2 separate regions of the Homo sapiens genome follow, and region 1 is linked to region 2. Evidence: chromatin loops called from intact Hi-C (ENCODE). Cell type or tissue: chondrocyte. All regions are shown on one strand.

Region 1 (2,500 bases), 230 kb before region 2:
CTCAGCTGGGCCTCTTATGTCCCCTGTCTCCTAGCTTCTCTCAGCCCCCAGTGCCCAGCCGGTCATTCTCTGAGTACCTGCCTCCCCCACTAGGTCACTGTCTCCTCGTTCCTCTGGGGTCCCTAAGTGGGAATTGGGGGGTTATACGGAGCGGGCCCCTGGCCAGAGCTTACCTTGTGGGCTGGGCAGAGGCGGGGGTGGAGGGCTCTGGAAGGGTGGGTAGGACGGCTTGCTGGGGAGTGTGGGGAAGGGCTGGCCCCCCGGAGAATGGCTCTGAGAGGATGGGGGCAGCGGCGGTGGCCCCAGCCCCTTCAGGGGGCTGACTATTGGTGAGAGGAGGCCGGGCCCCAACCTGGAGAGAACAGAGGTGCCCATCAGCAGGCAGGGGTCTGGAGGGTGGGGGCCAGAGGCAGGGCTGCTGCGGCTTACACCCCTCCAGCGACGGGGAGCCCACTCACCAGCTGACCTGCTCCGACTTACAATAGTTAGAAGAGGAGCTTTTATTTTTGGTCATGTTCAAGCCAAACTTTTCAATCCTGTAAGCTTTGGAGTCTGGTATTTAGGATAGTCAGCAAGAAACACAGGTAAGAGGCACAACCTTTCCAGCTGAGAGAACTGTGTTCAAACCCCTAATTGCTCCGTTGGCCAACTATTTTGGGCAAGCTGCTCAATGTCTCTGAGCCCTGGTTTCCTGGACGGGCTGCTGGCTCACCACCGGGCACGCTGCAGTGTTCATTACCTGCTGGGTGCCCGGCTCTCTGCCTCGTGCATGCCACTCTGGCCACCTGGACGAGGAGCCCTGGAGCAGCCCATGGCACTCACAGTCAGCATTCACTGAGCCCCTGACTTGCCCCAGGTCCTGGGAGACAGGTGTTCTTGTGTCCTTTTCACAGACCAGAAAACCAAGGCTCAGAGAGCTTTGCCCAAGTTACTCCCAGCCACACAACATCTCAGGGGTTATGGTGAGGGTGACATTAAAGCAATATAGACAAAGTGTGATGTCCAATACATTCTTAGCCACTCCATCAATCATCATCATCATTATGAAGAGGAAGGGAAGAAAAACTAGCAAGTCGGTCCCATGGCCAAGTCGGCATTTTTTTCCTGCACAGTGTACTCTGAGGAACCTTCCGTTTCCAGCCCTGGCCATCTCTCCTCCACTTGCATACCTCCTGTGATGGGGGCTCACCAGTTGCCTTCATACAGAGCCTGAGGGGGATGCAGGCTCTAGACTGTGCACTCTGGAAACTCATGTTCTGAAACAAGACTGCAGTGGCTGAGAGCAGCACAGGTGCCCTGAGCCCAGCCCAGCCCGAGGGCCCACTACCTGGACCACAGGATGCTGCAGGCCAGGTTCCCTTCTCATGCTACCTTCCTAAGCCCCTGGGCCCCGTTCACAGGGGCTAAAATGACTTTGGGATCAATGGCTTGGGGGCTCTGGGGACAAGGCTGAAGGCTCCCAGCCTGTAAAGCATTTATGTACATGGCAGAAAGAGGGAGATAGTGAGAGCTCGGAGTCCCCATTTTCTTGTCTGGATTTGTGGCTTGTTGGACCATCCACATTAAAATATACAGCGAATTCAATGTCACAGCTCCAGGTGACCTCGTGACCCTTGCCCACCCTCTGAGACACCAAGTATTGACAAACAGATCAGTGCCTCTCTGAAGGAAGCAGGGCTATCTGGAAATGGGGAAAGCAGATTTGGAGAGAGGCTGGGGTCTCCGCATCTGTGCTGTGCCAAGTTCCTCTCTGCTCCCTCCAACGTTGGCAGCCCCTCCACTGCCCCTCCAGTCTGCTGTCATCATCCACACGTGTGGGGCCCCCGTCACTGTGAGCTCGCTGAGGACAGGGGAAGCAGGGCCTCGGTGCTGGGTCCCTGGCCCGGCCACTGATACACTGTGGGTCCCTGTCACTGTTTTAAGTTCATGAGACGAATCCTCATCACACCTCCAGGAATAAATTATCATTATCATCATCATTATTTTTAGGCCTGTCTTGTGGGGTGATCAAGTGGGACAGCGTCTTCCTCTATGCACTAGAAACCGTGGACAGCTGTGCACGAGCTGTGTGTTCTCATGACCAGTTCTGGCTGAAGCTGGGCTGGGGCCTGGCCGGAGAGTGGCTCCTCCTTCCTGCAGGCCTGCTGTGTGGTGGCTGCCTTATCCCCATCCCATCTGGGCACCCACAACCCAGCCCTCCCCTGGTTTCCTGAAGCCCCTGTAGGGAGGGCCAGGTCTTGGCCCTTCTCGGTCACCCGGTGCCCAGCGCTGGGCATGGCACACAGTGAAAAACCAATGACACTAATAAATGAGTTTCTGAATCTCTCAGTTGCAAATCCCAGAGATTAACAGCATTGCAGGATTAAGATGAACCAGATATGAAGGGGAAAAAACATGTGTTTTCAAAAGTTTGTTTTTCCTGTCTCACTCCACCATAAATTCACATTTGCCACCTTCACAGCTGGTGAAATTAAACAGAACACAACTCTCTCCACAGCAG
Region 2 (2,500 bases):
TGATGCCTATAACCGTAAAACCCAAACTGTTTTTGTCTTCCTTGAGAATCATCTGGAATGAGAACCAAGAGGTTCCAAATGCAGATATAGTCAAACCCCAAAGCCTTGGTTTCCCCTAAGGGAAAAAAAAAGGGGGGAGGACGAGGACACAGCATCTTAACAATTTCTCCAATTCCTGGTTAATTATCTGTCAGCACGAAACTCATAAATAATGACTCAATAATAATTAACTGTGATGAGAAGAGCATGTTCCTGAAAATCCCAGCACCATCTCCGACTTTGAGCCCATAAGCCATACTGGGACCCCCACCTTCCCGTGGCCAGCTTCACTGGGGGACGAAGGGACTTGCCAAGGAGCTTGTGACCCAAGACTAGGCTGCCGAAGCACCAAGTACAGAAAAGCCATGTTTAAGTTAGGACGTGACTAGGCTGGATTGCTGATGCAGAAAATTTTCCATCAGGAATCCAGAAATCATCTGGTTTAATTAATTCCTCACTTGACAGATGGGGAAACTGAGGTCCCAAAAGGAGAGGGGTCTTGCTAAAGGCCTCTGGGTTTTGTCAGCTGAGGAGATTGAAATACTTCAAACTATGCCTTGAGCTGCTCAGAAACAGATACCAATATATGCGTTGCTATTCGCCCTCATGTATAATAAAATTTTGACAAGTTTCTATGCAAGCTTTATCAGAAACACACAGAAGCAAAATTATGTAAGCTGAGAGCTTTCTATAAACACATTTCCCCAAACGGGGCTAATTGAATTTAAATTAGATGCTTCGCAAAGCAGGCATACTTTCACACTGACAAGCTAGTCCCAAACAATAAGAGAGAAACTGAGGAACTCCGAAGAAAGTTCCACCAAGCTCTCCCGAGCACGCGGTGGCGACGCCGGGCAGCCCGAATCTCCACAGGAGCCGCCAGGCACGTTGGCAGGGCCGAACTCACCCTTCCCGGCGGCGGCGGCCTTGGATGGACCGTAGTCTCGGGGACTGCGGGGCCGGAGGAGGTCGTGGGCGCGCGGTGGCGGCGCAGGCGGCCGGGCTAGCAGGTCCCGCGGGCCCCTGTCCCCGCAGCCGCCGCCACTCACGGTGACCCTGAAGGCCATGTGCGCGCCGAGGCTGGCGGGGCCGCGGTCGGGGCCGGGCGCACCAGGGGCCTCCTTAGGCCTCTTGTCCGAGTGTGCCTCAGCCACCTCGCAATGCATGGCGCCGGGGCGGGGCGCACGGCTGGGGGTCGCGCCGGGCTCCTGGGGAGGGGAGACAGCACAGCCAGTTAGAATGCGGAAAGCGGCCCCCGTATTGTCCCGGGGCCGAGTTTGAGCAGGTCACTGCCCCTTCGGTGGATTGCGCGTCTTTAACATAGGTTAGCACCACGACACCTAGCCCAATCAGAGGTCAAACCCACCTGATTCCACGCAAAAGCCCCCTCGCTCAGGAGCGGTTCGCCCTTCCCTGGTGTGGGGAGGACCCCAGGCCCCCGCGCCGCGGCGCATTACCGCGAAGTCCCACCCAAATCCTCCTCCACCGAAACCAGCCTCCTTTGCACGAATGGTGAAACTGAGGCCTGGAGCGGGTAAGGCGCCTGTTCCGCGTCCCCCAGTGGAACACGGAGCCGGCGGCAACGAGGATTCCCAGAGCAGGGCTCGGGCGAAGCCCCGGAGACGGCTCCGGGTAGGTCACGGGCTGCGCGCTTCGTCGACTCTCCGGGGCCGAGCTGCGCGCAGAAGCTGGGGACCCGAACCCAAAGGCCCGAGGGAAACCCCCAGAGACTCACCCGCGACCACCCGAACCTGGAAAACAGGAGTCCCAAGCTGGGCGCTGAATCCTGCGACGCGAACCCATCACGCGCAGCCGGGACACCCACATTCCTATGCGCAGCGGAGGAATCGAGCCCGTCGCGCGCGCAAACCGGCACAGTGGGCAATGCCCACGCGGCCGCCGCCACACACCCGCACACCCGCCGAGGCACGCCCGGGGACGGACACGCCACCCACACTGCCGCTGGTCAGACGCTCAGCAGCGCACAACCACACAGTCCCACGCTCTCGCCACACGCGCGTGCGATGGGGGCCGCGACAGAGCCTCCCTCAGCCCTTCCATCAGGGGCCCCCAAACTCTCCGTTCCCCTCCGCGCTCCCTGCGCCATCCCCAAGCTGCCGGGGTTCGAGCGTCGCCGGGACGCCAGCCTCGGATCTCGGGCCCCGCACACGCCCCTCCCTCGGCCGCGGGCCGCGCCCCCTCTCACCTCGCAGCGGCAGCTGCAGATCGCTGGGCGCCCGGCTCGGCGCGCCTCCACTGGCGCAGCAGCCCCCGCAGCCGCCGCAGCCGCCGCCGCCGCCGCCGCGTCCTGCGGGGCGGTTCCCCGGGGGACGGGGGCGGGCCCGCGTCTGCCCAACAGCCGCTCCAGCCACTGGCTGGCCGCGGCCGCCCGGCTCAGGCCAATCGCGGCGCGAGGGCGGGGCATCCCCCCCTGGGGGTCTGGGCGGGGCCCGACGCGGGG

Evidence for each region. Peaks named below come from ENCODE experiments on the same cell type or tissue, not always from the same donor. Only the 100,000 strongest peaks of a DNase experiment are listed, where the experiment ranks them.
Region 1: it touches region 2 in a loop (4-fold over the local background); 2 of 110 quality-filtered maps call a loop at or near these places.

Annotation. Positions count from the first base shown.
Region 1 is chr1:53,509,676-53,512,175 of GRCh38, forward strand. GLIS1 (GLIS family zinc finger 1) reads right to left here. Exons shown (of 11, transcript NM_001367484.1): 9 at 174-352. Among named protein-coding and RNA genes, the nearest start is that of DMRTB1, 52 kb to the left of the region's middle. In chondrocyte, CTCF peaks have their summits at 1,524 and 2,470; no DNase peak of the experiment used is centred here.
Region 2 is chr1:53,736,860-53,739,359 of GRCh38, forward strand. GLIS1 (GLIS family zinc finger 1) reads right to left here and starts at 2,305. Exons shown (of 11, transcript NM_001367484.1): 1 at 2,246-2,305; 2 at 947-1,247. The coding sequence starts at 1,205. RefSeq lists an enhancer at 1,721-2,439 and silencers at 2,125-2,294, 2,305-2,500. In chondrocyte, no CTCF peak of the experiment used is centred here; DNase peaks (open chromatin) are centred at 956, 2,006 and 2,462.